2 separate regions of the Homo sapiens genome follow, and region 1 is linked to region 2. The links are chromatin contacts, found by Hi-C in ENCODE. All regions are on one chromosome and are shown on one strand. The core of a region is the stretch at or near the end of the contact, and the rest is flanking DNA. Distances in the headings are between cores, read along the strand shown.

Region 1 (2,700 bases), core at 66-2,565, 2.8 Mb before region 2:
GCTGGGAAACTTTTATGGTTGTTTCATGCTTAGTCTGAAAGGACTTAGAATATGCAGGTGGTACTTTTTATAGATCTTTATGCACAGCAGAAATACAAGGAGATATATTTCATGAAGATTGTATGAATAGAAAAAGGGAAAATGCTCAAATATTCCAAGGGCTTTCCATCACTTTTTAACCACTATTTACCTTCACTTTACCACTTTACCCACCGAAACAAAGTCCTCCAAGCAATCTGTCAGTGACTTGACTTCATGAATAGGGTATTCACAACTTGGAAATTCACCCTAAACCCTTTTCTACTCCCTGCCCGCAAGAATATGAAACCCCTACACAGATCTGGAGCATCTGGTCTAGGAAGAATTTCGAGTAAGTCTACTTCGGTGGCCTGGATGGTAGATGAAGCATGGGGACTGAGGCTGGGCGAGGGCGGCAGTCACCGGAGGGGTGGGGAAAGACTGATAACTGGTCACGGGGTACAGCGGGAGCACCCTGCCTTTCAAGAAGGCATGTGGGAGAACCACACGTTCCCCTGAGAAGAGCGACCACCAAAGAGCCAGAAGTCTCCATTAAGTCTGTGCCACGGAGCCTGACTTCCAGTGGAGACAGCGCAGCGGGGAGCGGTCCCACGGCCGCTAGCGGTGGGACCCAACTGCAGCTGATGCTCACGCTACCGTTTAAAGACATTTAGAAACACAACGGATCCTAGCCTGTGGAGTCACCGTCCCGGGCGGTGTAAACAGGGCGCTAGGGTAAGGGGACATCCTCGATCCCCTCGTGTGGCGAGCCAGGAGACTCTGACCCCTGTACAAAGTTACCTGCAGGAGGCAACCAGTACCCTGGTTCTCCAAGCACCCTCCTCCTCCCACCCACTCCCGCTCCTCCGCCCCGTCCCTTACCTTGGTTGTTGGAGACGTGACTGCAGTCGCCTGGCCACGCTGTCAGCAGAGGCAAGAAGAAACCAAATTGCAAAAGAAATTCCCGGACTTCGCAGCCCCCCATGGTTCTCCTAGGCTCTCTTTTCCTCTCCCTTAAAGAGAAGTGGCGGCAGCGCAGGCAGGTGTTCTGGGTAGGATGGGGGTCCTTGTCCACGTCTTCTTCCTCCTCCTCCTCTTCCTCCTCCACCCGGCCCGCAGGGGGTGTCCCGGGGCGCCCCCTGCGCGAGGTCCCGGGAACAGGGCACGAGGGTCCAGGCTGCCCAGTTGCAGGTGCAGCTGCTTCGGAGGAGGACGCTGCCTGCGGCGCCGGGGAGCTCCTCGCGGCTGGAGGCGAGGGGAATTGCATCCACCACAGTGTCCCGCTTGCGCGAGGACTATTCACTTGGGCCGGAGAGAGCGCGCGCGCGCAAGAGCGAGCTCGGGCTGTGGTTTGGGGGAGGGGAGCGAGGGGGCGGGGAGCGCCTCACCGCGAGGACGGGGGCGGGGACGGACTGCCAGGTGGGGCGGGCAGTTGGGGCGGCCCGAGGACCTCTCCCGACTCAAGTGGGCACTTGCGGAGCCAAAAGCAGGGGAGGCGCTGCAGCTGTGAAGAGGCGTGGGGGCCGCGGGAACTTTCCTCTGGCCGGTGCGATGAAAGCCGGGCGGACGAGGTGGCTCAACGGGGCTGAGAGTGGTTCGGCCGAGGCGCGGGCTGAGCCCTCAGCACCTGGCCTGAGCGGCGTGGGCAGCAGCCTGCACCGCGGACACCTCCAACTCTGCCGCGTCTGCGCCGCACTCTGGCCGTGGCAGCGATTTTCCGGGCATCTCTGAGGCCGCCCTTAGTCCCACAAGCACTTAGCCGCCCATTTCAGAGCAGCGGCGCCGACCGTTTTAAGAGGAGTCAGTTCCCGACACCGCCTCCCACTTACTTCTCCACATTTCCACCGCTGGAGGGGGTGAGTGCCGTGGACAGGCGCTCCCGTCCGGGGACAGCTCAGCGGCGGCAGTCAGCCCGACCCTCCTCCGCGCGGGTCGCCCAAACTTGACCAGCAGAGCGAGCGGCTCAGCGCAGTAGCCGCCTTCGCGGCTTCCAGTTGTAGAAAAGCAAAGCGCCGGGAGGAAGCAGCAGAGGGGGGGTTACATGAGGCTGGAAAGTGGCGGGTGTACGGCGCCCGGGATCGCCGAGGTCCTTGCGTCGCCTTGCGGAGGTGACTTCGCGGTGGAGGTCACGAGCATCGTCGCAGCCTTGACGCTGGGATTCAGGGGTCCCCGAGCGTCCACGGCGTGGTGGCGTCGGGCCGCGCTCTCCTAGCAGTCCAAGGGCCGAGTGGCGCGTGGCCACATCCACAGCAGCGCAGGGGCGCCGTGGGCTGACGGCTCTCCCCGCGCGAGCCGCCCCCTCGCGGCACCCACTCCCTCCCCGCGCTCGGGTCTCCCGGAAGCCGAGGCGCGGGCCACTTGGTGGGACTCCGCGGCCCCCGCCCCAGGGCCGGGGCAACGCGGCGTGCTGACTGGGAGGACCCTCGGCGTCCGCGGTCTCCACCACCTCGCCCCGCGGCGGAGGCGGGCGCCCAGGGCAGGGACGGAGCCCGGAGCGCTGCAGAGCCCGGCCAAGCCCAGCCTTCTCCCGGCCTGGCAGCCGCGGCTCGGATGCCGCCAGTTCGGCGCTAGAGGGGGTTAGTCGACAACAAAAATGCCTGCACCGCTCGCAGGTGGAGGCGGCTCATCAGGCCAGGAACCGAAAGGAGGGAGGGATGCTGTCAGGCTAAACTTAACGCCTTG
Region 2 (2,700 bases), core at 170-2,669:
AAGTCAATCATGTTTTTAAACATTCTTTTCCACATATGCACAACTATTAAATATCAAAAAAAATATACAAAAAACCTTTCCCTCTATCTTTGAAATTTACTAAGAATGTGTACTTTTGTGTACATTTTGTATATTTTTGAATCACATTCCTTCCAAAAAGCAGTTTACCTTTAATAATAAAATTCTGATTGTAAAAATCCCATGAGAAAATCTGGTCAAATGGCAAACGATTCTATATTTCATAAACATATTACACTGTCCATAATTAATTCTTATATCTTTGTGAATTCTCACTAACTATGAGTTTATAATGGTGAAGCAATCACAGTAGTTCTGTATTTTCTTTTCTATTCAGGAAATTCACTAGCTGAGAGAGGTGACAGAATTGAAAGCAAATATTTTGCTGTTATTTGATTACTCAGTAATCACTGTAGTCACTTAACAACTGTATACCCCGACTTTGAGCCGTTTCCACAGATATCTGCATGACTGACTCCCTCATTTCAAATGTCAGTTTCTCAATAAGGCCTATTAGGATCATTCTAATTATAAGAGCAACAGACCCTTGTCATCACTACCACCATAGGCTTTCTGATATTCTTTTACTTGTTTGTTTTCAATACACTGATGATCTAATATATAATGTAACTTATTAATTATATTTAGTCTGTTATCTCACCCCCTAGAATGTAAGCTCCTGAGGTCTAACTTGGATTTTTGTTATTTTTATTCCCAAACACTTTCCCAACCCTTGGCAATGTTGTGATTATAGAAAAGATTCTATGCTTGGCAACAGTAGATGCTCACGTAAATATTTGTTGAATTAATGCATGTATTAATGAATAAATCCAGAAAAGAGTAAATGAAAAAAATTAAATGACTAGTTTTAAAAAAGCACATAATATTGTTTTACAAATAACCATCATTAATATTTTTTACTTTAGTCTAGAAATCACTGATTCCCTGCTTAAACATCTGTAAACACCAATTTAGCCTATGGGGTTCTGCAAAGTTCTCTCTTCATACATATCCCTGTTAAAAGTTCTCCTTTAGATTCAATAAAACATGAGAATTGCTTATACAAATCAAATAACTTCTCTAATTAAATATATAAAAATTTAAAAGTATCAACTTTAGCAATAAATTATATAATACAGTTTTAACTTTTGCAATCAGAGCTTCCAAACCACCTCATTTAAAAATGTTCATTTACTACTGAAGACCACTGAGAAACTCTACAATTTTTCATCTAACCACATGACAGGTTGATTTTTTTTTTTTTTAATCCTTAATAATGAACCACAAGAACAAGGGAAAAGGGACAAGACGGCAAGGGCAAATATTTAGTTTACTACAAGTTAAAGAGCAATTTAAACTACTTTCAGTTTGCTATGCCTCACGGTTATAGCACCATCTACTGTTTACCATGCATAAATGCTATGAGGGCTGGTAGTGCAAAAGTCCTTTGTCACTTCGTTTTTAAAAAATGTTCACCCACATGGACGAAATCATATAAGTGTATGCCTAATTTGATAACAATCACATGTCCAATATGGAAATGTAGATGTGAAAACTGAGAAATCAATGTGGTATTAGAAAAATAAACTGTTTACATAACTCTGAAATAATAACTCTTTAAGGAAAAAAGGACAAAAGCAAAATACAAGTTACTAAAAGAGAAAAAATTAAAAGATATTTTAGAACCTTGTTAATGGAGTATTTCAAAATGCAAAATTCTATAAAAAGTAAACTATCACATAAAACAATGAGTTTATATTTGAATATCGAAGAGATCCACTTTTAAGAATTCTATAGCCTTAGCCCTTTTCCCCTATAGACAGCACTATAACAAGGCCTCAGTAAATTAACAACTCCCAGTTAATTACATACATTTTAGTATACTAAAGCGTGACTATTTTAGCTTATTCACTAGTCTGTAACAGGTAAATTTCTTTAGTGGCCAATGCCATCGTCCCTACATTTACAATGATGCTAACATTACTTACACCAATATAGGCTTTCCCGATATCCTAGGATGTCTTAGCATTTCTGACATAGCCTCTTTTGTCTCTTCCATTCTCTCTTCATCACTGGAATCCACAACAAATATTACCCCATAGGATTCAGCATAGTAATTCTTCCAGATTCCCCGAATTCTTATTCCACCTCCCAAGTCAAAGATGGTGACTTCAAACTTTCCTTGTCTAAGGTTAATTTTTGAAAATCCAACAGTAGGAGCTACATCTTCAGGGTATTCTGTTACAAATGATACACAAAAAAAGAAAATCTTTAGACTTTAATTGACAACGTTAATTTTTCAACTAAAATTTTAGCACCCAAGTGAAATATTTAGCATTCACTGACACAATAAACATTATTTTGAAGCATACTGGTTTGGGGACAGGCCAGAATATCAAACTAGAAATTTTACTCCATGCAGATAGGAATCTTTCTTTCCCCTGATATAACACCCACACCTAGTATATAATAGGTACTTAGTAAGTATCTGTTGAATTAATAAATGAATAAACTCTTGCCTTTAAGGCTATTTACTGTCCAAGTTACAAACAATAAAAATGTCAACCTTTCAATACCATAGCCATCCCCAGGGACTATTAAAACATCTGTGGAGTTATAAAGAAAACCATGAACACTTAGAGAATAGAAGAGTTTAGAAGAATCAAAGAATGAGAGAAGCTA

The links. Hi-C counts contacts between places; a loop is a spot of excess contacts on that map. Pooled maps may share reads with other maps.
Region 1: a loop to region 2 is called in a map of endothelial cell of umbilical vein, with 9 times the contacts of the local background. The contact joins the promoter of EPHA6 here to the enhancer-like site in region 2. A Hi-C loop is called at or near these places in 2 of 168 maps with a recorded cell type or tissue (endothelial cell of umbilical vein and naive thymus-derived CD4-positive, alpha-beta T cell), 13 of 37 single-sample maps with no recorded cell type and 9 of 50 pooled maps.

The regions. Positions count from the first base shown.
Region 1 is chr3:96,813,209-96,815,908 of GRCh38, reverse strand. It overlaps EPHA6 (EPH receptor A6), which reads right to left and starts at 1,315. Exons shown (of 18, transcript NM_001080448.3): 1 at 901-1,315. The coding sequence starts at 1,285. LOC124909397 (a long non-coding RNA gene) reads left to right here and starts at 1,502. Exons shown (of 2, transcript XR_007095974.1): 1 at 1,502-1,874. RefSeq lists silencers at 2,230-2,349, 2,410-2,479.
Region 2 is chr3:94,003,215-94,005,914 of GRCh38, reverse strand. ARL13B (ARF like GTPase 13B) reads right to left here. Exons shown (of 10, transcript NM_001174150.2): 3 at 2,007-2,256. Among named protein-coding and RNA genes, the nearest start is that of STX19, 24 kb to the left of the region's middle. Within about 2 kb of position 1,419, at least 2 of the 41 ENCODE cell types and tissues checked have a DNase peak (open chromatin) inside an H3K27ac peak, as active enhancers do.